2 separate regions of the Homo sapiens genome follow, and region 1 is linked to region 2. Evidence: chromatin loops called from intact Hi-C (ENCODE). Cell type or tissue: PC-9. All regions are shown on one strand. Links, peaks and the distances in the headings refer to the core of each region. The heading gives the core; the rest is flanking DNA. Region 1 has its middle 44 kb from the start of EHBP1. Region 2 has its middle 73 kb from the start of TMEM17.

Evidence for each region. A loop is a pair of places that touch in the nucleus more often than their neighbours do. Peaks named below come from ENCODE experiments on the same cell type or tissue, not always from the same donor. Only the 100,000 strongest peaks of a DNase experiment are listed, where the experiment ranks them.
Region 1: it touches region 2 in a loop (5-fold over the local background); 6 of 110 quality-filtered maps call a loop at or near these places.

Annotation. Positions count from the first base shown.
Region 1 is chr2:62,653,429-62,669,165 of GRCh38, reverse strand. No RefSeq gene overlaps it. Among named protein-coding and RNA genes, the nearest start is that of EHBP1, 44 kb to the left of the region's middle. RefSeq lists enhancers at 6,534-6,583, 8,864-8,973, 9,024-9,123. In PC-9, for the core only: no CTCF peak of the experiment used is centred there; a DNase peak (open chromatin) is centred at 8,095; H3K4me3 peaks cover 1,192 bases; H3K27ac peaks cover 3,466 bases.
Region 2 is chr2:62,571,497-62,586,551 of GRCh38, reverse strand. No RefSeq gene overlaps it. Among named protein-coding and RNA genes, the nearest start is that of TMEM17, 73 kb to the right of the region's middle. RefSeq lists an enhancer at 7,575-8,774. In PC-9, for the core only: no CTCF peak of the experiment used is centred there; DNase peaks (open chromatin) are centred at 7,501 and 8,331; H3K4me3 peaks cover 594 bases; H3K27ac peaks cover 4,744 bases.

The DNA of each region.
Region 1 (15,737 bases), core at 5,043-13,042, 81 kb before region 2:
TCTGCCCTAGTCAAGATTAGCTCAAGAACTGAAGAAATATTACATTGAATGGGAACTGTGAAGAGACATTACTTTGAGAAACAGGTAAGGCAGAAGCAGAAGAAAGACGGTAGGACCTGATATAATTTTTTTTTTTTTTTTTGAGATGGAGTCTTGCTCTGTCACCCAGGCTGGAGTGCAGTGGCACAATCTTGGCTCACTGCAACCTCTGCCTCCCAGGTTCAAGTGATTCTCCTGCCTCAGCCACCTGAGTAGCTGGGAATACAGGTGCCTGCCACCATGCCTGGCTAATTTTTATATTTTCAGTAGAGACGGGGTTTCACCATGTGGGCCAGGCTGGTCTCGAACTCCTGACCTCAAGTGATCTGCCCACCTCAGCCTCCCAAAGTGCTAGGATTATAGGCATGAGCCACCACACCTGGCCATAACCTTACAATATCATCAACACGCTTTCTAGATTAGGCTTAGGGAGCAATCACACAGTTTGGCTTTCTTGAACTACTATAATAATAAATGCAGTAGATTCTTACTATTCATAATAGTTATGTTCTATAAAGTCACTGACAACACTGATTAGCAAATAGTGAGCCAACACCCCTAGGGAATATAGAGGAGTAGATTCCTGCAAGCCTCTTGTCACATTTTTGTTAACCAATCAATACATAATTATGTTTTATGTGTGTTTCTGTTTAAAGATGCCTTGTTTACTTTAATATATATTGTTGATTAACATTGAACTCATGGCCAACAACACTGTAACTCATGCCTGAACAAAGCTTATCTAACACATATTTTCTCTGTAAGGTGATTTTTGTGCTTAGGAACACTAGATAGCACTTTAGCACTACACTTGGGGTCCATCTTAAAAAGCAAAATCGGCTGGGCTCAGTGGCTTACGCCTGTAATCCCAGCACTTCGGGAGGCCGAGGTGGGTGGATCACTTGAGGTCAGGAGTTCGAAACCAGCCTGGCCAACATGGTGAAACCCCATCTCTACTGAAAATACAAAAATTAGCCAGGCGTGGTGGCACACACTTGTAATCTCAGCTACTCGGGAGGCTGAGGCAGGAGAATCACTTGAACCTGGGAGGCAGAGGTTGTAGTGAGCCAAGACTGTGCCACTGCACTCCAGTCTGGGAAACAGAGCAAGAGTCCATTTCAAAAAAAAAGAATCAAAACTATCAAGAAAAACACAAATGTGAAAAACATGGCATTAAATAGACTGCAAAAAGGACACTTGTTTACAGTATGAGAGCTGGAACAAGAATGCACAGCATCACCTTGTTTAACCTCAGCTGGGGATGTGTATGTCAGATGACTAAAATTTTTCACTGCTCTGTGCATGTCCATGAATGACAATGAAAGCACCATGAGTGTTCATTTTGGGGTTACAAATAACTTTTTTTTTTTTTCTGAGACAGAGTCTCGCTCTGTCATCCAGGCTGGAGTGCAGTGGCGCACGATCTCCGCTCACTGCAACCTTCGCCTCCCGGGTTCACACCATTCTCCTGCCTCAGCCTCCTGAGCAGCTAGGACTACAGGTGCCCACCACCATGCCCAGCTAATATTTTTTGTGTGTTTTTAGTAGAGATGGGGTTTCACCTTCTTAGCCTGGATGGTCTCGATCTCCTGACCTCGTGATCCACCCCCTACTCGGCCTCCCACAGTGCTGGGATTACAGGCGTGAGCCACCACGCCTGGCCCACAAATAACTTTTAGTGTGTAGGCAAATCCCTAAATATGAAATCCATGAATAATAGGAATCTATTGTAGCTTCAACACCTACCACGTGGCTTTGAGCTAGGTGCTTTACAAATACATATCTTGCCAAGTTTACCAACTTTTCATTCTTCAATGAGTGAGATGACATAGAGTTAATATGGTGAGCATATCCTTAAATGCATAGGCTATCACCATTGAAAAAAATAGGACTTTCTAGTAAGATTAGTGTCACACAATATTTATTTATTTATTTATTGAGATGGAGTCTGGCTCTGTCGCCCAGGCTGGAGTGCAATGGCACAATCTCAGCTCACTGCAACCTCCGCCTCCTGGGTTCAAGCGATTCTTGTGCCTCAGCCTCCTGAATAGTTAGATTACAGGTGCCTGCAGCCATGTCCATCTAATTTTTGTATTTTTAGTAGAGACAGGGTTTTGCCATGTTGGCCAGTCTCGTCTTGATCTCCTGACCTCAGGTGATTTGCCCGCCTTGGCCTCCCAAAGTACTAGTGCTGGGATTACAGGGGTGAGCCACTGCACCCGGCCTCATACAATATTTATATTAAGCTTATGCATGCATTAGTGGGGTTGAAACTTGTAATAGGCTAGGCTTCTGCTCCTTTGGGAAAGTTCTGAGCTCTTGTAGAAAACTAAGAACACATTGCACACTCAGCAACAGAGCTATTGACTGATTATGCTTAAAGACCCTCAGATTGTGTACTAAGGTCTGAAGAGAATCTTCCTTATAGGAAAACATGCTTGGCAGTTAAGAGCACAATCACCCAGCTTCTGAATATTCCCAGGCAGCATCACTGGAGCCCAAAACAGTCAAGTAAACAAATTCAAAGAGACAAATATGTCTTTAAGGACACTGACTCGTTGAATGGGAAGCCAAATTGTCAGCAAGTTTTAGACAAATAGACTAAATGTTTTTGTCCCCTCAAAATTCATATGTTAAATCCTAATGCCCAGTGTGATGGCATTTAGAGATAAGGCCTTTGGGAGGTTATTAGGTCATGACACTGGAGCTGTCATAAATGAGATTAGCGCTCTTATAACAGAGGCTCCAGAGAGCACCCTCACCACCTTCTGCTATGTAAGAACACAACAAAGCTGTCTATGAACCAGACACTGAATCTGGTGGTGCCTTGATCTTGGGCTTCCTAGCCTCCAGAGCTGTGAAAAATACAATTTCATTGTTTATAAGCCACCCAATCAATAGTATTCTCTTATAGCAGCCTGAACGGACTAAGACACCAACCAAATACCTGCAAAATGAGGATCTTGTCCAATTATCTATGTGCACACAGTCTTCCTATCTGCAGCTTGCTTTCCATTCAGGTCAGTCTGGACTCTGTTCCAAATTATGTGGTGCGCATTCCTTCTCCTCATCTTTATTCTTGCCAGAATGCCATCCTCTTCTTCAGCCAAATTATCTTTGACTAGCAAGACTCAATTCAGTCCCACATCTTCCATTAACCTCTCCTGGATCTCCTCCGCCACCCATAACTTCCTTGGATCATCCAAAATCTGGCTCACTTGTCACTTCATCTGTAAAAGGGAAGTAATAACACATGCCTCTCAGGACTTTTGTGGGACAGCGTGTGAATGTGCATACCTCAGGGCCTGGCACAAAGTGGATGCTCAATGTTAGTGATATGGATTTAGAATTATGTTTTTCATTTTGGTTCATAGGCATTAACCTTTTATTTCCCCTTCATAGGCAAATGTTATGAAGAAAACGTACATTGTGAAAGACAAGGCAATAGCAAGAAAAAGCATGCATGGGGCAGTGATTTCCAAATTTTGAATTTTATAGGCCAGTGCAAGAATTTTGGAAACTGACATCAGGTTGCTTAATACTTCCTTTTTGCCCAAAATCTTCCTAGTAACTCTTTAGACTTATATCATTTTGTTAACAAAAATAAATAAATTGTAAAAGCAAAAAGGTAGGAAGGACACAGTATCAGAAGTTTATATTCTGAAAATGAATACATTCAGTATCAGGAAAAACTCACCTTACTCTTCCACTTATCTGTTTTTTCATTCATTAGCCAAATATTTATTAAGTGATAGGCACCAGAAATTTTTCTAGGTGGTAAACATGACAGGGAAGGTCCCTGTATTCAGGGAGCTTGCTTTCTTTCTTTCTTTCTTTCTTTCTTTCTTTCTTTCTTTCTTTCTTTCTTTCTTTCTTTCTCTCTCTCTCTCTCTCTCTCTCTCTCTCTCTCTCTCTCTCTCTCTCTCTCTCTCTTTCTTTCTTTCTTTCTTTCTTTTGTATCAGAAAACAGGTCATGGAAACCTCATAACCAACCAGTGTCAACCCAGTCACTGGCCCATGCACAGGCATCTGGAAGCTATGGCATGACTACTTAGACACTGATAAGAAGGTCCAGTCCCTGCTTCTAAGCTCTGAAGGAGGAAGCAGGAAGCTGTCACAACATGCAGAGACTGTGAGTGTAGAGGCAGATGAGCAAAAGCAGCAACCCTGCCCAAGCATCTTCTCCCTCGGGCCAGTGAGCGTGTGCTGGGCTGAGGACAAGCCCTCAGGCCATTACTCTTTGTGAGTACAACCCCTATCTATATAAATAGAAAATTATCATTTTTCTAGAAGTTATCATTTTTCACCATGAAGGACAACAACATATAATTTAGTCCAAAGAATCCCAAAATACAGGGCACAAGTGATGTGAAACAGTTGTCAAAGTGTGGAGATAAGTCTTAAGAAAAGACAGAGGGGAATGAGATAGTCTCAGCCTGACTATATTGGGAGTTCCTCAGTTTGTTTCTCACCAGGATTCCAAAGAAAATAGCTGGATGTTGTGAAATATGAGCTTTCAAAAGTGCTATAGAAAACTTTTAGCACTGTTCAAAGCTGGGAGCACTCAGCCAATAAAAATAAGATACTTGCTCTTATTCTGAAATCCCAAATTAAACAAACTAAGGTCAGAGTAACAACTGTGTTTCACTCTAGCATGCCTCAGTGAGAAACTGGAGGAGACAGCCCTGGGACTGAAAAGCCCCCTGTACCACCTTGAACTGTTAGATTCAATAAGATGACATTGTATTTATATTGTGCTTTCTTTCTAAAAGTCACAATCAAGGGAATGTAGCACCTAACATAAACCATCAGAACTTGTCACAATACCTTCCATATGTAATATACTGAGAGTCTCACATGACAGTCTCCAGTATCCTAGCCTAAGATTTGTAAAATGGAACAAAAACACATTCTCTATTCCAGAGAAACTCTTCAGAGCTCAAATATGTGTTTAGGAGAGAGAGAGAGAGAGAGAGAGAGAGAAGAGAGAAAGAGAGAAAGAGAGACAGAGAGAGAGAGAGAGAGAGAGAGAAGAGAGAAGAGAGAGAGATGTAAAAACCCAATGACATTTTCCAGGGCCTCAGTTTCTAGAACTTTTTCTTGCAGCATTGCACTGCAGAGGAAGAAGGAGGCAAAGTTTGTGAGTGTCAGCTTCCTGAACACTTTGACAATAAGAGCAAAAAGAAAATGATCAAGAAACTATAAGCAGAAGGTTCCTCCTCATCACAGCATTTCAGGAATAAAAAGAAAAAGATTTACTAAAATTAGCCACAGTGTTAAACCCTAAAGCAGAAAGCTTTAAATAAGGCAAATGGTCTAAATGCAGAGCTTCAGGCAACTTTATCAACTTCATGTTATACATCATAGCTAGCAAATTAATTATTCCCAGATGTTGGGATGAAGAATGCTGCTGAATTGTTTTGCTTCTCCAACTTTTCAGTATAAACACACACTCACAGGGTTACATTCCCTTTTTTGGCTCCCAACATGCAAGTAATTATACACTGTGCAGGATAATGTTGGATGAGCTCTCAAATGAATACCAAGCAAGTTCTGGGTTCTGTCAGCCTTTTGGATACCATGTCCACAAGCATTTTTTTCTGACAGTCTTTAGTAACAACTTGTAAACAAACTGTTTCTAGTTAAAAAAAATATTCAACAGCAGTACAACCTCATTTATAAATTATTCCAAACTCCTTTAGAGCTGGAGAGGGATAAATTCACCTTAAATATAGTGCAGCTCCTTTTTGCATCAAGAACAGTTTTTCTACAATCCTTGTGAGCAGGGCTCATAATTCATAATAGTTTTTATATTTTTACATTCCTTATGTTTTGCCAACATGTAAACAAAGAGAAGAAAAAAGCAGGTTATGAATCAAGTGTGAATTGAGAATGTGTTTAGGATTAAACACAGATTCTATGACCATGGCCAGAATGAAGAGAGTAAAGGGTCATATTTTCTAATCCAGCTCCAAAGTTTCATAGGACAAATTTCTGCTGTCAGGTGAGTCATGGAGGGATTTTTTAGGGGGCTACCTGAGGCCTTCACACTTCTTGGAATAAACAAACCTGATGAATTTGTCCTGGGTCGTCATATAATGAGGCACAGGTGTGTGTGTAAAATATAGAAGTGGGGGAGATAAAGACAACACAGGGAAAAACTTAGAAATGGTTAAAGAAAAAAAACACATTTTTTGCAGAAGGGAGAAGTTCTGTAGTTCTGCCAACTGCAACACAAATGACAGGAAAAGTTCAAGGAAAGTTGATATCTAAAAAGAAATAAATAAAAGGAAATTCAATGAGAAACAATATTCAGGTCAGGTCAAAGCCTAGAGAAAAATGCGCATTCAGAAGTGGGCTGCCATCCTGCTTTTTCTGAAGTGAACAGCTGCTGGGTATTGAAACCAGCCCTCACGGTTGGGTCCCTGCCACCATGGCAACACTCTGGTTTCTGAGCTGGAGTGGCCAAGGCACAATGGGGTGGTTCCATGGCCCAGAAGCACTCTAGCTACAGATTAGGTAGGTTGTGTGTGTGTTTTTTCCTTTGTGTATATTTGGGGGACTTTGATTCCTGGGTTTGTGTTCGGCTATTGGAAACTTTTCTAACCTATCATAAGCCCTGACCTAAGCAGCAAATTTTCATGCAAATAGCAGCATGGAAAGGAAGAACTGAGGTGTTCAACAGGCAAATAATGTATTTCCAGTCTCTTTTAAATGATTTCTTACAAATCTCTAGCAGGTTCTGGGCATTTGTAACTGGTCCCTTGCATTGTACCTTTAGGATGTTTTTTAAAATAGTGCTTAGCTTGCTTTTTATATTTTTAGTTTATAATAACACATGATCCTAAAAGGAAAAGCTATCATAATCTTGTAAACTGAAAAAGTTAGCGAATAAAGACTTTGATATTAAAAATATAGCCTATAGCTTATATATTATATATGCAGAGCTCCAATAATTAGCACATTCAACTGTTGAATTCACCATCACGGTTTCATTAGTATTGCAAGCTAAAAATTTTATCTACTAGTTAAGTATAAAGAAAATTCCAAAATAATAACCTCATAATGTAGCATAGTAAGTGATAGCATAGACTTTAGAGCCAAACTGCTTGAGTTCCAATCCTGGCATTTATTAGCTGTGTAATTTTGGGCAAGTTACTTAAACTGTCTATGACTTTATTTCCCCTCTATAGAATGATGACAAGAGTAATACCTTCCTAGTGAAGATGACTGTGAGTATTAAGTGAATTTATATTTGTAAAGTGCTTAAAATAGTGTTTGGTTAGTATCATGTAAGTGCTTAAAAATAAATAAGTAAATACATAAATAATTTAAAATTATTTTTTAAATAATTTAAACCTTTTTTGATAGTGGGAAATGCCACCTTTGGAATTCAGGACAGCACAGTATATTTCTATATCTATATTCCCACTCAGAAAATGTTAAACTTCTTATTTACATCTAAGACTTGTAACTCACTTGGAGTCATGCAAGGCTCCTTGAATTGATAAAGCAGCTTGTTTGTGAATTTAGCCAATTTGTAAGTGAGCAAGGGGGAGGGCTTTGAGAAATATATACTAGATCTTCTGATTCATTTAGATCCTTCAAATGCTTAAGTGTTCATTACAAGCACAAGGCACAGTGCTTGCTAAACTGAGCAAGCACAAGATGCCACCCCATGCTGAGATACCCATCGCTGTACTCTCCTAGCAGTAGCCAAGCAGTCTCAGCCTCCGAGGGATGGAAAGCCCAGCACTTTTTCACCTCCGTAACAGGTTGGGTTGTATCATTTCTAGCATGGCTTGTTCAAGGGCTTTCCATTTCATCCTAGATTTCCACTGGTACTGAAGAGCCCACTCATGTGCTCAGATGCACAATTTTCATGGTATCCATTCATATTAGGCCATGCCATTTCTTACAAAGTGTGGAAATGCATTATCTTCTGTTGTGGGGCTGCCTGAAACTGGCTCTGCTACACAATCCTGTTCTTCTGTTTACACGTCACTAGTTGAGTATGTGAAGACATTTTGTGGTTAGGTGTCAATGGTTGCAAAATGCTTTCACAAATCTTGTTAGGATATTTGGGTGCATTCCAAACAAATATGCTATTCCACTACCCAGAGGATCTATAACTTTTTGGAATCCAGTCTAGCTGGAGCTAAGAGGTTAACATTTTAGCCATTGTTTTCAAATTGAGTCACATATGTTCAGTTCTAAGAACAAGGATTAGAAGTCATTCTGGGACCTCAAAGAAAATCAACATCTATCTCAGTTTGCAAAATGGCAAAATTCTATTTGTATGTAATGAGGGTGTTTCCCCCTTTACAATTATTCAAAATGGGGTCACGTAAGCAAGGAAAAGTGAGTACATCTAAGCATAGGGCTGAGTGCTGAAAGGACAAAGACTGAAATTAGTAGGTCACCTCAGAGTTTAACATATATCCTGTTTTCTAAGAAAACAAATGTACTATCAGATCCAGTAAAACTTTCTGTGGAAAATATTTTGGAAGCCAGAAGCAAAATTAGAGAAAGGCAGTATTCCATAGTTAAAGGAAACAGAAGCTGCCACCTAGAAGAAACTCAGACCCACTGAAGCTATAATGGTTTGAGAAGACACAGAATTGAGCAAATTGACTTTACTGTTCCAGGAGGTTTAAATAGAAATCTTTAAAAAGCTGTCTCCTTTTTCTACATTTTACTCCAAGGATTGAAAAGGCCTTAAACAAGAATGTTGGCTCTAGTATTTAGCTATACTTAAAGCAGACGGGAAATTAGGAAGTGTACCTGGGCTTCAGTTTCACTTTGGACACTTGTCAATGTCTGAAAGGTTACTTTCCCTTTTTGAGATATTAATAACCATGGTGGTGGCAGCAGCAGCTATTAGCAGTAATAGCAGTAGAATTAGTGATAGAAGCAGAAGCAGCAGTGGTAGCAGCAATGATACAAAGAGCCGTGGTAGTAGCAGCAGTAGTACTAGTAGCAATAGCAGTAGTAGCAGTAGAAGTAGTAATAGCAGCAGGAGCAGCAGCAGCAGCAGCAATAGTAGCAAAGCAGCGATAGTTGTAGCCATAGTAGCAGCAATAGCAGCAGTTTCCATTTATTGAGCAGTCTATCCTCAGACACTTGAATAGGAACTATATAAAGACTGTTTCATTTAAACCCATGATGACCTTTCAGAGTAGGTATTAATACCCACATTTAACTACCGAGGAAGCAGGACCAGAGAGGTTGTGTAATTTGTTCACTTAGTTGGAAAGTGGAAAATCTGGATTTTGAATCTGGATTGATTGGATTACAGAGCCTTGCACTGCTTTTGGGAAACAGATGTGGTATCAAGCAGGGTTTCTCAGACATGAATGTACTTATAGGAATCATGTAGAGACCTTATAAAAATGGAGATTCTGATGCAATTGGTCTGGTGGGATGCCCAAGACCCTGCATTTCTCACAAGCTCCTAGGTGGTGCTACCGGTCCAAGCACACTTTGACCAGCAAAGGGATAGTGGAAAGAAAGTATGCTTTCCAGTCACAATCTGTGACCTCAGTTTACTCATCTATAGAAGAAAGGGGTGTAATAAGATAATTTTAAAGGTACATTCCAGGCCTAAAATCCCAGTATGCAGGGTGTAATAAGGTATTAAGAAACCAGATCACACAGGAATGACTGTTAGCCGCATGAATTTTTAAACTGGTTTCAGTTGAGATGCTGGCTGTGATTTATGTATCTTCCTGAAGCATCACTGACAGGTGGGGATCAGCCACCCTCACTCAAATTACATTATTGTTAAGCTTTAGGCTGAACTAAAATCTTACTGAAAGAGTTCAAAGCACTTCTTTCCATAAGCATCTTTAAAGATTATGAATGTAAAAATAGTTTCTTATGAGAAGCTTAGATGGCAGGATTTTTCTTTTTAATAACAGAGATGAGAAGTCTCCAAAACCATAATGGTAGCACAATCCATAAAAATATGTTAATGCCTCATTTTAAAGTCTCACAGAAATTGAGGTTTTCTGAGTTAACAAAATAGACTTCATCACAGATGGTCTGAATGATAAAAGGAACCAGTACACTAGTGTAGCAAGACTAAAAACACCGCTCTTAGCTGAGCACGCTGAAAGCCTTTAAGGAAATCTTTCTACAAATAGCATTGTTAAGTGTTGAAGTAAAAATGGTGTTGATTGGCAAGGGCACTTCAAATGCTTTAGGCAAAGCTCAGGGCCATAGGTGTACAATTTTACAAGAAATTATTTCCAATTAAAATAATATTAAGACACATTTTCTCATCATCTTATGCCTAACACAAGACATTGACACCAAAGAAAGTAGTTTTTGCTCTCTTCCAAGAGCTACAGTCCAGATCACTAAGAGAGATGCCATGAGTTTCTTTTTTTTTTTTTTTTTTTTTTTTTTTTTAACTCAAACAAGGGCAGGGGTTGGAGTAGAGCATAGTCGAGAGTCTATGAGTCTCTGAAAAAGGATTTCCTAATGGTGAGGAGTGTTAGAAACCGGAATTGGAATCCTTTGATAGGGCTTTAGAAATCACATAAAAATACACATCCACTCAGAATGGCCTAAATATATTTGTCTGAAGCAATCTAGTCAGGAAATATTTGCTGTCACAATATGCTTTTTATGGTCTGCAAGGGTGGCCCATATTTATTTAGCCAACTCTCAATTATCTATGGAGTGATAGTCAAACTTTTTGAGACATGGAGCTACTTTTTTATAAATAATTTCTTATGAAGAACCCCAAAATGTGAAATAGATTAAAAACAGAGCTACTCCATTTAAACTTTGGGAAGAAGATTCCCCTTAGACTCCACTGTAGACAACATTGGTTGCGTTCCAGCCATTAACTGCTGCTTAACACACCACCCCAGAACTTAGCGGCTAAAAGCAACACTTTATTATCTCTCTTGGTCCTGTTGGTTGACTAGGCCTAGCCAGGAAGTTCCTGCTTGGGGTCTTTCATGCAGTAACAGTCATGATGCCATCTGAAGGCTTTGTTGGGCTGGATGTCCAAGATGGCCTCTTCATTCCCTTGTCCAGCACTTCAGGTATCCTTGGATTCTTTCTGTCTCCATGTGGCATCTCATCCTCCAGGGCCTTTTAGTGTGGTTTGTGATTCTCACAGCATGGTGATCTCTGGGTAGTCACATTTCTTACACAGCAGCTGTCTTCTAAGAGACAGGAATTGAAACTGCCAGGCCAATTCATGGCTATGCACAGAACCTGTACACCACAACTTCCATTGTATTCTGTTGTCAAAGAAAGCATGGGGCCTTCCAGGTTCAAGGGGGTGGAGAAATAGCCACCTCTTGATGGAAGGTAGCAGTGCCACATTACAGAAGAACATGTGGGATGGGAGATATTGTTGCAGCCATGCTTGGAAAATGCCATCTGCCACAGTTGAAAAGCACTATGGTAATAAGGATCTGAAATAGTGTGGAGAATCAAAATTTACAAACAATCATAGGGTCTTCTTAAAAATCCCGTCCTTATTAGAGATTTTAATTATAATCATGTACAAAATTAAAAGTAGTGTTTGGTTTTATTTATTTTCTCTATTAGCAGAGATATTAATGTTATATCCTATTGGGCAAAATGTTATGAGCTGCTATTTATTGGGGGAAGGGAGGCAATGTGAAAAAGGGAAATAGGGACATCAACGGTGTTGAAAGACAGTCAGTCCTCCTACTCCCTATTTTCTATATCAGAGAACACAACTGGTACAGACACAATGTGACCCCAGAACATTCAGGTTAGAGAGACAGATAGAAAGAAAGCTGCTGCAACATGTAACCATTCCTGCCAATCAATAAAGCAGGCAGCTGGCATTTTGCAGAGCATTTTGAAAGAAAGCAAAGCCTTCTGTAGAAAGCAACCAGCAAAAACTTAAAGACTGCACTTTGAAGAACCCATAAACAAAACCTATAAACCTGCCATTGGAACTAAAGTCCTGGGCTGGGCACAGTGGCTCATCCCTGTAATCCCCACACTTTGGGAGGCTGAGGCAGGAGGATCCCTTCAGGCCAAGAGTTCGAGACCAGCCTGGGCAATACAGCAAGACCCTGTCTCTTTTTATAAAAGAGAAAAAATAAAAAGAAGTGAAGGCCTCAAAAAGAGAAGTGGAATACTAGCACAGAGAGCTGGGACAAGAGGATTTCTAAAACCTACAAGAACAAGAACAGTTCTTAGGCCATACTAATTAGGGGCTTTCTCTAGTTCCTTAGTAAGGAAAGGACAAAGACTGCGGAATACACAATAAATAATATATTAAATACAAAACACCCTTTACTACATTTAACTGTATATGAGAAAATATGTAAGTATTAAACTCTCATTTCGGAAAGAAGACTTAGTTGTTCTCAACAAATCCATTGGTTGTCTTCATAAATTCCAAAATTAAAAGACTCTAAAATTTCATAGGTACCTGAGCTGAATGCACACTCACTATTATGGTCAAGATTCTTGTGCCCAGAATGGACAAAATCCTTCAGAATTCTTCCTTCCCAAGTTTTATTTATGTCTGGATGTGCCACATGTTACATTACCATATCCATGAGGATGATGGAAAAAGAGTCCAGAATAGTCTGAGACTTAGTTTTGGCTCTATGAATTACCCTCTGTAGCTCCAGCTGGAAGAACTAGTTTGAACACATCTGGAGGCCAAGTATGGATTAGAGAAGCAGGTTTAATATTTTTTCTTACCAAGGGAAATTAGCTACTGGAAATTGCTCAAATTATTACTGTCACAATCTTCTGCTACCAGGGTAAGATTTTCAGAGAATTGTTCTCAAGGAGATGAAGTCTGATCAGTCTTGATGAGATTACTTTGTACGGATGGCCTTATTCTAAGATTTTAAAAACAACTGTGGGCATGAAATATCATGGATGATTGTAGATTTGTGTGTATGGGGAACAGGAAGGTTGGTGGGGAGGGAATCAGTTGTCAGAGTGAAGAAGAAGAAGGAAGGAAGGAAGAAGGAAGAAGGAAGAAGGGAAAAATAATCTCTATGAGTCCTTTTTTTTTTTAAGTTTCTTGTTTGTAGAAGTTTTATACATAAAACTTATTTTTTGGATCTGATACTGCTCTTCTACGACCACAGTTTATTGCTACATGGTTCTTTGTGATCAGTCAGTCTTCTGCTCCCTCTCCAGTCTCATTTTTCTCATGAAACTCCACATCACCAAGCCACGCTGAAGGTATATGGAATGACATTCATGTTTTTGAATATGCCATACTCTTTCACAACTCTGTGTCTTTGCGCCTTGAATACCTTTTCTTTCTTTGGCCATCAAGCAAACATCAACTCTACTAATAAGATTACTTAAAAGTAATCTACTTTTAAGAGTTGACTCAAATATTACCTCCACTATGAAGCCTTTCTTTACCTTGAAACTTATCCCTACCCCTTACCAGGGACAATTGACCAATCCCTCCTTTGTAATTCCTTTTATTTTTAGCATATTTCTATAGTGATACTGCCACATTTAATTGCTTTTTTTTTTTTTTTAAGAGATGAGATCTTGTTCTGTCACCCAGGCTAGAGTGCTGGAGTCCAGTGGTACAATCATAGCTCCACCACCACACCTAGCTAATTTTTAAAAATTTTCTAGAGATGAGGTTTCAATACGTTGCCCACGCTTGTCTCAAACTCCTGGTCTCAACTGACTCTCCCACAGCAGCCTCCGGGAGTGTTGGGATTATAGGCGTGAGCCACTGCACTCACCTACCTGGCACTTCTTTTTATTTAAGTGTCTGCTTCCCCCTACCAAGTAGCAAGCATCCTCAGAGCAGCTCCATGGATTCTTTTAAAGATCTGGGACTTCAGCTTTTCATTCAATTTTGTAATAGTTCTCAGCTTCTTCCAATAAATTCCACTTTTGTGCTCAAGTTAGCTGAAGTCACTTTCTATTATACATAACCACAGAACCCTAACTGTTACAGTAATTTCCTGAAACTGAACCAATTGTTTGAATGGAAGGGACTCAGGAAGCTCAGAGCACAAAAAAAGGAGACCCTAAGAGTAAGAAATTGGCAAAGTTTGTCCAGCACTTTTCAGAGGAGAGTGTGCTCAGCTTCTGGGAACTCACTCAGTCTGGTAACTGAAGAAGTCTCTTGTGGGTCAAGGATAATTCTACATACCTCATCATGGCCTGGACGATATTCTTAAGATCATTCTCCACTTTTTTCTCTGACTCCGTGTTTCCCACCCAAACTTACAATCATAAATTCAATTCTCCGGGTATTATGAGATCAGGAAAGAAGCAGCTTTAGTAATTGGAAAGAAGTATCCTCCATTTTAAGTGAATAACATCTGTAAGTGAATAACATTATACAGCAACTTCTTGAAAGTTTCGACAGCAGCTCAAGTCAGTTGTCTCAGTCTGAAAAGAGTCAGAGCCCTAGCAATGGTGAGTTTCTCAGTCTGCAAGACTGGCCTGAGGTGACCTCACCAAGGTGGTGCCACCCTTTGGGGTTTACCAGGAATGCCACAGTTTGTCCAGATTATACTATTCTTCCATGCCATGCCTCATTTCACCACAATACTCATAAAACCTTAGCGGTGAATAAGTCTTCAAGGTCCACATTCCTTGCTATATGAGGGTTAGACAGTAAGTTAAACTGAATTCCAATCATTGCCTAAAATTAGGAAGTTGAGCGAGCAAGGTTTAGTTTTACCTTCATATGATAAAAGGTTTTAAGAAAATTGATGATGTAAGGCAGTTCTCTCCTTCTCTGTTTTTTTTTTTTCTGTGACAATACAAGAACAGTGTTGGCATGAGCAACACAGACCCATGTGCATTTCCTGACTCCATCTCTGTAACCCACCCCTGCCTTTTCTCTTAAGAAGCACATGGAAATGCAAACGTGTGACTGTGATATTATTGTGATAACCTTAAATGTTCTCGGATTTATTGTTAAAAGTGAATCACTTGCGAACTTTGATACTTCTACTATGATTGGTATGAAGTTGCTTGCAACATATCGGTGTGTCCTGTTGAGACCTGCAGATGTAAATATTGAAGGAAGAATGTTTGAGCTAATTATTACCTAAGTTGTTTATAAGAATTTTCTGGTGTTTGTGGAATTAACCTACCAATTTCACTCTTTCTTGTCAGTTTCAGTAGGAGGAACAGAAACCCAATCTGCTATTACTGAGAACTTGAATTGGAGTCCATACTGGAAACCAATAAATCACTTCCATTATCAAGAACTTGTTCATTTGTCTTGGTCCCTCCTCGTAGATTTGGGCTGACCTTTCTAATCAAGTTAAATAAACAATGTTTTGCTGAATACTAAAAGACTGGAGAAAGCCCAAGTCAATTGACAGTGATGCCCTTTTCATTCTAAGATTATTGATTTAGATTCCTCAACTCCACAGAACTCCATCCCTGGCTGCAGGTTGAATACTATGGATGCCAGGGAATGCCTTACTTAGGCCACCTGGGGACTTATTTAGTACTTGACTTATAATTTTTAAATTATTATCATTATACTTTAAGTTTTAGGATGCATGTGCACAATGTGCAGGTTTGTTACATATGTATACATGTGCCATGTTGGTGTGCTGCACCCATTAACTCATCATTTAGCATTAGGTAAACCTCCTAATGCTATCCCTCCCCGCTCCCCCCACCCCACAACAGTCCCCAGTGTGTAATGTTCCCCTTCCTGTGTCCATGTGTTCTCA
Region 2 (15,055 bases), core at 3,701-11,700:
CCCACCATTGCTGAGGCTTAAGTAGACAAACAAAGCAGCCAAGAACCTCGAACTGGGTGGAGCCCACCACAGCTCAAGGAGGCCTGCCTGCCTCTGTAGACTCCACCTCTGGGGGCAGGGCATAGCCGAACAAAAGGCAGCAGAAACCTCTAAAGACTTAAATGTCCCTGTCTGACAGCTTTGAAGAGAGTAGTGGTTCTCCCAGCATGGAGTCTGAGATCTGAGAACAGACAGACTGCCTCCTCAAGTGGGTCCCTACCCCCGAGTAGCCTATCTGGGAGGCACCTCCCAGTAGGGGCTGACTGACACCTCAACAGCTGGGTACCCCTCTGAAACGAAGCTTCCGGAGGAACGATCAGGCAGCAACATTTGCTGTTCAGCAATATTCGCTGTTCTGCAGCCTCTGCTGCTGATACCCAGGCAAATAGGGTCTGGAGTGGACCTCCAGCAAATTCCAACAGACCTGCAGCTGAGGGTCCTGTCTGTTAGAAGGAAAACTAACAAACAGAAAGGACATCCACACCAAAAACCCATCTGTACGTCACCATCATTAAAGACCAAAGGTAGATAAAACCACAAAGATGGGGAAAAAACAGAGCAGAAAAACTGAAAATTCTAAAAATCAGAGCGCCTCTCCTCCTCCAAAGGAATGCAGCTCCTCATCAGCAACGACACAAAGCTGGAAGGAGAATGACTTTGATGAGTTGAGAGAAGAAGGCTTCAGATGATCAAACTTCTCCGAGCTAAAGAAGGATGTTCGAACCCATAGCAAAGAAGTTAAAAACCTTGCAAAAAGATTAAATGAATGGCTAACTAGAATAACCAACGCAGAGAAGTCCTTAAAGGACCTGATGGAGCTGAAAACCATGGCACTAGAACTATGTGACGAATGCACAAGCCTCAGTAGCCGATTCAATCAACTGGAAGAAAGGGTATCAGTGATTGAAGATCAAAAGAACGAAATGAAGTGAAAAGAGAAGTTTAGAGAAAAAAGAATAAAAAGAAATGAACAAAGCCTCCAAGAAATATGGGACTATGTGAAAAGATCAAATCTACGTCTGATTGGTGTACCTGAAAGTGATGGGGAGAATGGAACCAAGTTGGAAAACACTCTGCAGGATATTATCCAGGAGAATTTCCCCAACCTAGAAAGGCAGGCCAACATTCAAATTCAGGAAATACAGAGAATGCCACAAAAATACTCCTCGAGAAGAGCAACTCCAAGACACATAATTGTCAGATTCACCAAAGTTGAAATGAAGGAAAAAATGTTAAGGGCAACCACAGAGAAAGGTTGGGTTACACACAAAGGGAAGCCCATCAGATTAACAGCAGATCTCTTGGCAGAAACTCTACAAGCCAGAAGAGAGTGGGGGCCAATATTCAACATTCTTAAAGAAAGAATTTTCAACCCAGAATTTCATATCCAGCCAAACTAAGCTTCATAAGTGAAGGAGAAATAAAATATTTTACAGACAAGCAAATGCTGAGAGATTTTGTCACCACCAGGCCTGCCCTGCAAGAGCTCCTGAAGGAAGCACTAAACATGGAAAGGAACAACCAGTACCAGCCACTGCAAAAACATGCCAAATTATAAAGACCATCGATGCTAGGAAGAAACTGCATCAACTAACGAGCAAAATAACCAGCTAACATCATAATAACAGGATCAAATTCACACATAACAATATTAACCTTAAATGTAAATGGGCTAAATGTTCCAATTAAAAGACACAGACTGGCAAATTTGATAAAAAGTCAAGATGGCAAATTTGATAAAAAGTCAAGACCCATCAGTATGCTGCATTCAGGAGACCCATCTCACATGCAGAGACACACATAGGCTCAAAATAAAGGGATGGAGGAAGATCTACCAAGCAAATGGAAAAGCAAAAAAGGCAGGGGTTGCAATCCTAGTCTCTGATAAAACAGACTTTAAACCAACAAAGACCAAAAGAGACAAAGAAGGCCATTACATAATGGTAAAGAGATCAATTCAACAAGAAGTGCTAACTATCCTAAATGTATATGCACCCAGTACAGGAGCACGCAGGTTCATAAAGCAAGTCCATAGAGACCTAGAAAGAGACTTAGACTCCCACACAATAATAATGGGAGACTTCAACACCCCACTGTCAACATTAGACAGATCAATGAGACAGAAAGTTAACAAGGATATCCAGGAATTGAACTCAGCTCTGCACCAAGTGGACCTAATAGACATCTACAGAACTCTCCATCCCAAATCAACAGAATATACATTCTTCTCAGCACCACACCACACTTATTCCAAAATTGACCACATAGTTGGAAGTAAAGCACTCCTCAGCAAATGTAAAAGAACACAAATTATAACAAACTGTCTCTCAGACCACAGTGCAATCAAACTAGAACTCAGGATTAAGAAACTCACTCAAAACCACTCAACTACATGGAAACTGAACAACCTGCTCCTGAATGACTGCTGGGTACATAACGAAATGAAGGCAGAAATAAAGATGTTCTTTGAAACCAACGAGAACAAAGACACAACATACCAGAATCTCTGGGACACATTCAAAGCAGTGTGAGGAGGGAAATTTATAGCACTAAATGCCCACAAGAGAAAGCAGGAAAGATCTAAAACTGACACCCTAACATCACAATTAGAAGAACTAGAGAAGCAAGAGCAAACACATTCAAAAGCTAGCAGAAGACAAGAAATAACCAAGATCAGAGCAGAACTGAAGGAAATAGAGACACAAACAACCCTTCCAAAAATCAATGAATCCAGGAGCTGGTTTTTTGAAAAGATCAACAAAATTGATAGACTGCTAGCAAGACCAATAAAGAAGAAAAGACAGAAGAATCAAATAGACGCAATAAAAAATGATAAAGGGGATATCACCACTGATCCCACAGAAATACAAACTACCATCAGAGAATACTATAAACACCTCTACACAAATAAACTAGAAAATCTAGAAGAAATGGATACATTCCTGGACACATATACCCTCCAAAGACTAAGCCAGGAAGAAGTTGAATCTCTGAATAGATCAATGACAGGCTCTGAAATTGAGGCAATAATTAATAGCTTACCAACCAAAAAAAGTCCAGGACAAGACTGATTCACAGCCAAATTCTACCAGAGGTACAAGGAGGAGCTGGTACCATTCCTTCCGAAACTATTCCAATCAATAGAAAAAGAGGGAATCCTCCCTAACTCATTTTATGAGGCCAGCATCATCCTGATACCAAAGCCTAGCAGAGACACAACAAAAAAAAGAGAATTTTAGACCAATATCCCTGATGAACATTGATGCAAAAATCCTCAATAAAATACTGGCAAACCGAATCCAGCAGCACATCAAAAAGCTTATCCACCATGATCAAGTGGGCCTCATCCCTGGGATGCAAGGCTGGTTCAACATATGCAAATCAATAAACATAATCCAGCATATAAACAGAACCAATGATAAAAACCGCATGATTCTCCCAATAGATGCAGAAAAGGCCTTTGACAAAATTCAACAACACTTCATGCTAAAAACGCTCAAATTAGGTATTGATGGGACGTATCTCAAAATAATAAGAGCTATTTATGACAAACCCACAGCCAATATCATACTGAATGGGCAAAAACTGGAAGCATTCCCTTTGAAAACTGGCACAAGACAGGGATGCCCTCTCTCACCACTCCTATTCAACGTAGTGTTGGAAGTTCTGGCCAGGGCAATTAGGCAGGAGAAAGAAATAAAAGGTATTCAATTAGGAAAAGAGGAAGTCAAATTGTCCCTGTTTGCAGATGACATGACTGTATATCTAGAAAATCCCATCGTCTCAGCCCAAAAATCACAAGCATTCTTATACACCAATAATAGACAAACAGAGAGCCAAATCATGAGGGAACTCCCATTCACAATTGCTTCAAAGAGAATAAAATACCTAGGAATCCAACTTACAAGGGATGTGAAGGACCTCTTCAAGGAGAACTACAAATCGCTGCTCAGCAAAATAAAACAGGACACAAACAAATGGAAGAACACTCCATGCTCATGGATAGGAAGAATTAATATCGTGAAAATGGCCATACTGCCCAAGGTAATTTATAGATTCCATGCCATCCCCATCAAGCTACCAATGACTTTCTTCACAGAATTGGAAAAAACTACTTTAAAGTTCATATGGAACCAGAAAAGAGCCCGCATTGCCAAGTCAATCCTAAGCCAAAAGAACAAAGCTGGAGGCATCACGCTACCTGACTTCAAACTATACTATAAGGCTACAGTAACCAAAACCGCATGGTACTGGTACCAAAACAGAGATATAGACCAATGGAACAGAACAGAGCCCTCAGAAATAATACCACACTTCTACAACTATCTGATCTTTGACAAACCTGACAAAAACAAGAAATGGTGAAAGGATTCCTTATTTAACAAGTGGTGCTTGGAAAACTGGCTAGCCATATGTAGAAAGCTGAAACTGGATCCCTTCCTTACACATTATACAAAAATTAATTCAAGATGGATTAAAGACTTACATGTTAGACCTGAAACCATAAAAACCCTAGAAGAAAACCTAGGCAATACCATTCAGGACATAGGCATGGGCAAGGACTTCATGTCTAAAACACCAAAAGCAATGGCAACAAAAGCCAAAATGGACAAATGGGATCTAATTAAACTAAAGAGCTTCTGCACAGTAAAAGAAACTACCATCAGAGTGAACAGGCAACCTACAGAATGGGAGAAAATTTTTGCAACCTACTCATCTGACAAAGGGCTAATATCCAGAATCTACAAAGAACTTAAACAAATTTACAAGAAAAAACCCCGTCAACAAGTGGACGAAGGATATGAACAGACACTTCTCAAAAGAAGACATTTATGTAGCCAAAAGACACATGAAAAAATGCTCATCATCACTGGCCATCAGAGAAATGCAAATCAAAACCACAATGAGATACCATCTCGCACCAGTCAGAATGGCGATCATTAAAAAGTCAGGAAACAACAGGTGCTGGAGAGGATGTGGAGAAATAGGAACACTTTTACACTGTTGGTGGGACTGTCAACTAGTTCAACCATTGTGGAAGATAGTATGGCCATTCCTCAGGGATCTAGAACTAGAAATACCATTTGACCCAGCAATCCCGTTACTGAGTATATACCCAAAGGATTATAAATCATGCTGCTATAAAGACACATGCACACATATATTTATTGCAGCACTATTCACAATAGCAAAGACTTGGAACCAAGCCAAATGTCCAACAATGATAGACTGGATTAAGAAAATGTGGCACATATACACCATGGAATACTATGCAGCCATAAAAAAGGATGAGTTCATGTCCTTTGTAGGGACATGGATGAAGGTGGAAACCATCATTCTCAGCAAACTATCACTATTGCAAGGACAAAAAAACCAAACACCGCATGTTCTCACTCATAGGTGGGAATTGAACAATGAGAACACATGGACACAGGAAGGGGAACATCACACACTGGGGCCTGTTGTGGGGTGGCGGGAGAGGGGAGGGATAGCATTAGGAGATATACCTAACGTTAAATGACGAGTAAATGGGTGCAGCACACCAGCATGGCACATGTATACATATGTAACAAACCTGCACGTTGTGCACATGTACCCTAGAACTTAAATAAAATATATATAAGAAATATAAAAAAATAAAATATCCATGGCCCTATCATTCCTATGGCTTTTGCAATAAGGGGCCATGCAAATGAACTCAAGTGTGACAATTACTGCCAAGCTGGTGTAAACCATATAACTGGTCCTCCAAGGGATAGCGTAGAGAAGGAAGGGCACTCTACATTGAGCAAGATTGCCACAGATGGTTGTGTATGTTGGTGGGGGTCCCTTGTGGTATGGATGGCTGCATATGATGATATAGTGGTTGGAATGGATCAGGTTATCTACAGTAACAAACAGCCCCAGTCTCAGTGGTTCAACACAACGAAAAGTTCACTGTTTGCTCAAGCTAGATGTCCAGCATGAGTAGGCAGGGAGATCCAGGCCGAGCTATTCCATATCAATATACGCCTCTACAATCACCTAAGCAGGGAGAAGAAAGTATGATGAATCATGAAGGGGCTCTTCAAGCCTCTGCCTACCAGTGACACATGTCCCTTCTGTTTCCATTTCATTGGCCAAAGTAAGTCATATCCCCACATCTAATTACAAAGGAGACAGAGGTGTGCAATCTTATATCCAGAAGGAGAAAAGAATGAGACTCTTTGGAAAAACCCTAATGACTACCACAGTAGGGGGGTGTCCATTTGGGAGGACTCCAGTGCCATCTTTGTGTTCTAGTAGCAGCTCTCAACTGAGATCAGGAAAAACGGCTTCCACATTTGTGTGTCTGGTAACCATCCTCACAAGTCAGGTACCTTATTTCCAAAGGTAGGTCTTGTCAATCGTTTTCTAGAGGGAAAAGCAGTAAGTCCTAACTCTTCTAAATAGGTTCACTATAATTTTTGCATGTTTAAAATAAGGTTTTCCCTAAAACCCAGAAACCATTATTGAGAAACAGCATAAATAGTGTAAGATTGATTCTCAGAGGCTCCAGAAATAAAACATGCTTCTATGTAGTGGACACTAACGATTGTCTGAGAAGCCTACCCTTTCTGAGTACTGTCCTTCTCTTCCACATTTGAACCATATGTTAAAAGTGATGGGATCCTGGCAGATATTCTGTTCAACATGATCCTGCCTCTAAGACAGAGCAGATTGGATCAGAGCTGGGCAGGAGTCTGAGCAAGGCTGGGCAAGAGTCTCTTCCCTAGGAATTCAGAGTTTGAACCCATAGAAACAACCTCAGGAAACAAGTAGTTTGGACTAATTGGTCTGGGTTTTCTGCTGATTGGAGATGTGACTGAGATTGTTAGTGCTCACTAACTTCCCAATGCTCATCTCATTTCCCAGTTTTCCTTGCAGTTAGGTTGAGGCCATGTGACTAAGTTCTGGCCAATGGGAAATAGACAGAAGTGATTATGAGATCATTTTAGGCCTAACTGTTGAAAATATTTCTCATCTCTTTTCACTTTCTGTTTCCCTGCCACAGTGACCTCGGAGGCCACGTGTTCCAAATGGTATAGTGATAGGATGGAGAAGTGCTGCTCAGCCCATGGAAAATTGTGACACGAGTTAGGAAGAACATCTTCATGGTTTAGGATTTCTTTTTTTCCTTTGAGACAGAGTCTTACTCCGTCTTACCCAAGCTTGAGTGCAGTGGCATGATCTCAGCTAGCTGCAACCTCTTCTTCCTGGGTTCATGCAATTCTCATGACTCAGCCTCCCAAGTAGCTGAAATTACAGGTATGCTCCACCATGCCTGGCTAATTTTTAGATGGGGTGTCACCATGTTGGCCAGGCTGGTCTCAAACTCTTGATCTCAATTGATCCGCCAGCTTCGGCCTCCCAAAGCGCTGGGATTACAGGTGTGAGCCATCACACCCAGCCAGGATTTATTTCTTATTTCAACATAACCTAGACTATCATGACTAACAAAACAAACACAGGAGTGGCTGTGTTGCACTGAGAAGCAAAGAAAAGTTGATTTACAAAGAGGAATAAAGATGATGTACATGCACAAAGGGGAGCAGAGTTAAGAAAGAGTCCCTGGGTCCTTCTCATTCCTGGTTCCAACCTCATCTTGAGGGCAAACCACATTTCTCTCCTTGGCTTCTATGACTCTCTTGCATCCCTATAAGTCCCTTTCCTATTAAGCCTGTACACAGAGTTTCTGTCCTTTGCAGCCAAAAGAAGTTACAACTAATATTCCTCTTACCTCAGTGCTTCAGTTTATGTTTTACTCATTTTAACACGAAGACAACTACATTAATAGGCATGGGTTCTGGCTTAGATTTCTAATTCCTTCATGCTTTTATTCTGTTCAGGAATGCCAAGAACTACAGCAAAATCTTGTCCAGATGTGATTCCACAGTACAGTCAGCCCTGAAGACACAATTCCAGAATTACAAATTTTGTCTATTTACCCAAAATGTAAGGTGGATAATCTTTTCAGTTTATTGGTTACAAATGACCAGCTGACAAGTTACTCAGCTTCTGCAATTGTGGTGAAATTCTAGAGCTACCAAGAAAGGGTCACTTGTTCAAGAAGAACAAGCTAAGGAATTGATTGGCTCTTCAGAACTTGTGCCAACTTCCTTTCTGCAGGCGGGCTAAATATTGGATACCTTTGAGAGAAGGGAAGCCATCATCTTAGGAAAAAAACCTCTCTCTGCTGTGAACAAGCTGAATGCAATCACAGAAACTGCAGACAAAAGAGCTTTTGATGACAGATATTGCTGATGCCTGGTGCCTTCAAAGGCATTCCAGGAAAGGTGAAGGAATAATTATGATTAACAATAACTCATGTTTCTTCCAGGATGTTACTCATTGAACCAATGGGTCACTTGAGAAATATGTCAGTGAGTCAGCTCACATCCAATTTGGCAAAAAGATCCTGGGCTCCCAAACTCTTTGCATTGAACTGAGTAAACCCAAATGAATACATTCTGGGGGAGAAGTAAAGGAAGGAGAACTGTGGTGGTAAAAGACAGAGTTGGCTCCTTCAGTCTCCACCTCCACAGTCCCACCCCCATATTTAAGTGGAATGAAATTATCAAGGCCAATGAAGAAAGTCTTGAGCATACCTTTAGAAAAGTTAAAGGACTCAGATGAAGGAAAAATACAGAAACACCACCAGGAAACAAGGAGAGTCTAATAACTCACCACACATCTAAAACAACATGAACTTATAAATTTATATTGCAACTTATACAGTAAGAGCATATACCAAAAGCCAGTTAAAATAATAATGGTTACAAATAAAAAGGAGTTTGGACTGGCTGGTCTAAGGTCTTTTATTCAAAATTCCATGATAAAAGGACTATATAGACTGATGTGGCTCAAGGGCCAAATTGGCTGTTGATGAAATTTTTCCTATGATAATGGCATTGAAATTCATTATTTTACTTTTCACTGCCCTTAGAAGAGTTTATTAAAATATAGGTACAATTTAAAGAAGAATTAAAAGCCCAAAACTGGCCAGGCATGGTGGCTCACGGCTGCAATCCCAGCACTTTGGGAGGCCGAGGCGGGTGGACTGCTTGAGCTCAGGAGTTTGAGATCAGCCTGGACAACATGGCAAAACCCTGTCTCTACCAAAAACACACACAAAAAGTTAGCCAAGCATGGTGGTGCATGCCTGTGATCCCAGCTACTTGGAAGGCTGAGGAGGGAGGATCACTTAAGCCCAGAAGGTGGAGGCTGAAGTGAGCTGAGATCACACCACTGCACTCCAAGCTGGGTGACAGAGTGAGACCTCATCAAAAAAACAACAACAAAAAAAAAACAAAAACAAACAAACAAAGAACCCAAAAAACAAAAAACTGTAAAACCCCATACCCACGTACTCACTACCTAACCTAGTTTAAGAATAAAACATTAACGAGTCCCATGCACCTGCCCCCAAAACCTCTCCTCTGTTCACTTCCCACCCATGGTTATCCAGAGGCTAATATTAATTGGCACTTTTTAAAAATTGGCACTTTCACGTTAATCATTCCCTGCTTTATGGTTTCACCACCTATGTTTACATACCTAAACAATATATTCTTTAGTTTTGAAAATTTAGTAGCTGTGTAAAAAAATATCAAAGTTCTATTAGTTGAAACCTCAGGCATGAATGCAACAGAATTTCTCGGCATCAGCTTCTTTAAGCATTTACAGGAGCCCTTTCTGGGGAAGTTAGTGGCCAAGGTCATACACCAGTCCTAGGAAACACAGGGCTCCATGCAGTCTGAGCACCTGGCAATGTTCTCAGGTGAGCCTGGTATTGAAGTCAGGCAGAAATAAAGTCAGAGGGTAGGGGATGCTATTTTCTAACTCACCTCCAGCTCTCAGATGTAGGTTTAAGCACAATCTTTGGTGAGATGCAATGAATGTCCTCAACTGATGCAAGCAGCAGGGTATGGAATAGAGAGCTGGAGCTTTTTCAGCAAAAGGTCATGACACAGTAAGAATCTGGACAAGCTCACTCAAGCATTCTATCCTGGGGTTGAAAAAGAGAGTAAAATAGCAGTGAAAACTTGGCTATGAAGGTCACCAACGTGTCTGTCTCTTGAGTCTCATGCTCCTCTCTGAAACAGTTGCCCTCTGTCTGTTGATAGCTGTCCTGGAATCTCTCTTCACTGTCCTTATGAGGATTCCTTTTGCCTTTCACCTGGGATGGATCATGTACTTATTGTATCCAAGATCAGACCACACAATTTGTGGGGCCCAGTGCAAAATGAAAACCTGGGGTCCCTTGTTAAAAAATTATAAGAATTTCAAGATGACAACAGCAGAGCATTAAACCAAGTATGGGGTCCTTCTATGTGCAGTATCCTGTGTGAGTATATGGGGTGATATCCACAAAGACAGCCCTGTCTATATCTCATGTCTCCCTCTTTCCTAGTTTACTTTTTTTGGTGGAACACATTCCCCAGTAGTTTGAGAAAGGGTGCATGTGAAATAAGTTTTTGAGGCTTAAATGTCTGAAAATGTCATTGTTCTGTCCTCATTCTTGAATGTGAGCCACTTTATTGTTTAACACTGCATTCTGAATATTGCTCCCTGGAATTGTACAATTCGGTAGCCCTGTTTGATTGATGGTTTGGCTGGGTATAAAGTTCTAGCTTTGAAATAATTTTCCTTCAGTATTTTAAAGGTATTGCTCCCTTGTCTTGTTTATAGTACATTGCTGAGAGTCTGAAATTATTTGGATTCTTAACTTTGTGTGACTTGTTTATGCCTTTCTAGAAGCTTACGTAATTTTCTTTTTTCCCCAGAGTTCTAAAAATTTACAACATGCCTTTGTGAGGGTCTGTTTTCATCCATACAGGCCCTTTTGTTCTAGCAATTCATGTTCATCAGTTCTGAGAAATTTTATTGAATTATTTCATTGATAATTTTCTCTGCTCCATTTATGTTTTCTGGAGCTCTTATAATTTGGATAATAAACCTTCTAGAACAGACCTCTCATTTCCTTACCCTTTCTCTCCTCTGTCTACTCTTCGTTCTACTTTTTGAGAAAAATCCTTAACCTTCTACTTTGAGAAAATTTTTAATCTTACATCCTAGTCTTTTAATTTTTTTTAATTTCTAAGAGCTCATTTTGTTCTCTAAATGACCTTTTATATACTATTCTATTCCTATTCTTCTTTCATGTATGCAGCATTTGTCTATTATCTGAGGATATGAGAAATCTTGTTTGTTTTCTTCTCCCTGCGTAGTCTCCATTGCTTCATGTTGCTTTTTTTTTTTTTTGTACTTATTTAGGTCTCTATCTTTTTCACTGGGGACTGTCCTCAGATATCTGGTGTATTAGTCCATTCTTCTGCTGCTATAGGATATAGCCGAGACCGGGTAATTTATAAAGGAAAGAGGATTAATTGACTCACTGTTCCGCAGGGCTGGAAAGGCCTCAGGAAACTTACAATCATGGCGGAAGGAGAAACAAACACAGAGACAGAAAGGAGAAGAATAAATGCCCAGTGAAGTGGGGGAAGCCCCTTATAAAACCATCAGATCTCGTGAGAACTAACACATTATCATGAGAACAGAATGGGAGAAACTGCTCCTGTGATTCAATTATCTCCACCTGGTCCCTTCCACCACACGTGGGGATTATGGGAATTACAATTCAACATAAGATTTGGGTGGGGACACAGCCAAACCATATCATCTAGTAATCCTTGGTTTTCTGCACTAAAAAAGCTGATTAAAAGCACTAGACAAGTGGGCAGGGCTTGTTGACTTTGAACTTAAAGATAATCCAGATGTACAGTTTCTTGGCAGACCCCTGAAGTGAGTGTCTTTGCTTTTTTTTCCCCGCCTTGTTCTGGTCAGATTCCCCAGAGAATTTTCTGATCTCCTGCCTGGTAGATGAGGGCTTGACTGAGAAACAGGTGAAAGAAAAGGGGTGGGGAGTCAGAATATATGAACTCGTTTTTCCCCTCAGTAGGAAGTCCTGCTGTCAGCCATACCTATAAACACAAAAACTCCAGACTTCTGCTGGGACAGGGGAGGAAGTCACCTGGCACCATAAAGAGTAAATAGGCAGCTAGGAATCCAATTGCTTCTCAAGTTGTTTTTTCTTCCTTATTTAAGTCACAGGTATACCTGATGCTGCCAATTACTGAGCTTTTTGAAGATTCTGTGGTTTGAAGCCAGCTTAGGACTCAGCTTTTTTGGCTTGTCCATCTGCTTTCCAGCTTCCAAAATTTTGTTGCTCCTTATCATCTTTCCTATACTGGTATGTTTGTCTTTTGTAAAAATTTATTTAATGTGGTTTTAGTTATGTCAGAAGAAAGTGAAATTAGATACAGTAGTCCTCCCTTATCTGTAGGACATATGTTCCAAGAGCCATGGTGGATGCCTGAAACCAGCAGATAGTATTAAACCCTATATGAACTATATTTTTTCCTATACATACATACCTATGATAAAGTTTAATTTATGTTAGGTAGGAGATTAATAGAAATATCTAAGAATAATTGCAATAATATACTATTATAAAAGTTATGTGAATGTCTCTCTCAAAACATCTTATTGTACTGTAGTCACCCTTCTTTTGATGCTAGATGAAAAAAAGCCTACATGATGAGATGAAGTGAGGTGAGTGATGTAGGCATTGTGATGTAGCATTAGGCTGCTATTGACCTTCTGACAGTAGGAAGGAGAATCATCTGCTTTCAGGTGATTCTAGATCATTAAGTCATGAAGATGTTGATGGTTGGATGTCAGGAGCAGAGGGTGTTGAGGACTAACAGGCAGGTAGCATATATGGCATGGATATGCTGGGCAAACAGATAATTCACATTCCATGCTGGACAGAATGAAATGGCACAAGATTTCATTATGCTGCTCAGAAAGGCATGCAATTTAAAACTTATGATTGTTTATTTCTGGAATGTTCCATTTAATATTTTCAAATTGCGGTTAACTGGGGTAACAAAAACCACAAAAAGCAAAACTGCAGATAAGAGGGGACTACTGTACATACCTTCAATTCACTATCTTAACTGAGAACGCTGTTAACTTTTTTAGACAGCCTTTTTAGAATCAACTGTACCTCTTTTATACTTATTCAAATGTGCTGATGATGAAGTCAGTGCATTGGCATGGCAATGACAGCTAACCTTCAGATCCAGGCATGACTTCTGCTAGGGGCTTAATGTGGGAAACATCTATGAGATTGCCTGCTCAGCACTTCCTCCTCTTCTCCAGAAGCCCCTCAGCATGGCCCACCTCACGGCTGACACGTTCTTACATGATCCTATATTTTGGTCAGAGTTGATTGGTGTAGGACAGCTATTACCCAAGGTGGACATGACTCTCTTCTCTGAGATTCTTGGATATTAACCAAACTGACCATCAGGGGAGTCCCTCCTGGTGGCAAATGCTAAGATGTGCATTCTCCTCCCTTCCTGCCACTCAAATTTTGTTACTGGATCAAGTTTGCCTGCATCACTCTTTATTCAAGATATGTTATCTCTTAAAGGCTTCCTCAGGACCCCCTTTTCCCACATGAGGATAGATACCCAACGTAACCAGTTCATCACATAAATCTAAATTCCAGCTTCTGAGTTTGGATTAAAGTTAGGACATCCTCTCCCACTATATCCATTTTCTCATATCCATACACTCCTTCAAAAAATACTTGACAAAAACAAATTTTGTTTTACCACTATCCCCTTCCAGAGACTTGGCATATGTCAAGGCTAAAGTGACAGAAGGGGACCTTTAATAATGCTACTTAAGCATACATGCAAGGGGATACACTAGACGAGGTTAATCTGGTACTGTGAGATGTCAAACTGCTTTGCTTTCCACCACTGCAGCCTGCAGCGGTAGAAAACCCTTCAAGTCTCATATCTTTGGCATGGAACAGGCTCCACTGAAGAGGGGCATCTCCAGAAGAGGCAAGACCAGAGACCAGAGGGTTTAAGTGGAAGTACCGAGATCCCATCTCCTATATACTGATGAATTATGAGACAGTACATACCCTTTTTAAAGGGGAGGGGCTTAAAAATGTTTTAGTATTAAAATGTGAATTTTACAAGTAATTAAAATTTTCCCCTCAGGGAACTCTTGGCAGAATAAAAAAGGTATTGACTTTGGCTCCAAAGGGTTTTGAGGTCCAGATTCAAATACTGTGACTTGGGGCAGGTTATTTGATCTCTTTTGCCTCCATTTCTTCATATGTGAAATAGGGATTGAAGATACAGAGATGAAAAACGATACTGTACAATGTGCCTGGCATGTGGTTGAACCCTATAAATATACATTCTTCCCCATTTTCCTAATCTGCTAGTGAAAGCAATAAGATAATAGAGTTTGTTCTGTACAGCAAATACGTATTCCCAGGAATGTTAAAGCAGGACACATCAGCAAAGGCAAAGATGACCTATTACAGGCCTCGGGGATCTTTGAGAAGGGTACTCCTTACAGATTTATATTTGAAAAGGGAAAAGTAGCTGAGAACCCCCATATTTGTCAGGCATGGTGGAAAGAGGTTGTTTTGTTTTGTTTTGAGACGGAGTCTCGCCATGTAGCCTGGGCTGGAGTGCAGTGGCCTGATCTCGGCTCACTGCAACCTCTGCCTCCTGGGTTCAAGCGATTCTCCTGCCTCAGCCTCCTGAGTAGTTGGGATTACAGGCGCCCACCATCATGCCCAGCTAATTTTTTGTATTTTTAGTAGAGACGGGGTTTCACCATATTGGCCAGGCTGGTCTCCAACTACTGACCTCAGGTGATCTGCCCGCCTTAGCCTCCCAAAGTGCTAGGATTACAAGCATGACCCACCACACCCCACCAGAAAGAGGTTTAAATGAACTTTTTTTTTTGGTGGGGGGATGGGCATGTTTATTTTAACTATCAAGTCCCTGATCTCAATGCATTTGAAATAGAACTCACACATAATATTCATATTAATTTATTAACATTTTTGAGTCACTGGTCCTTTTGACACTCGCCCCAGAAAAATGCGTGTGTGTAT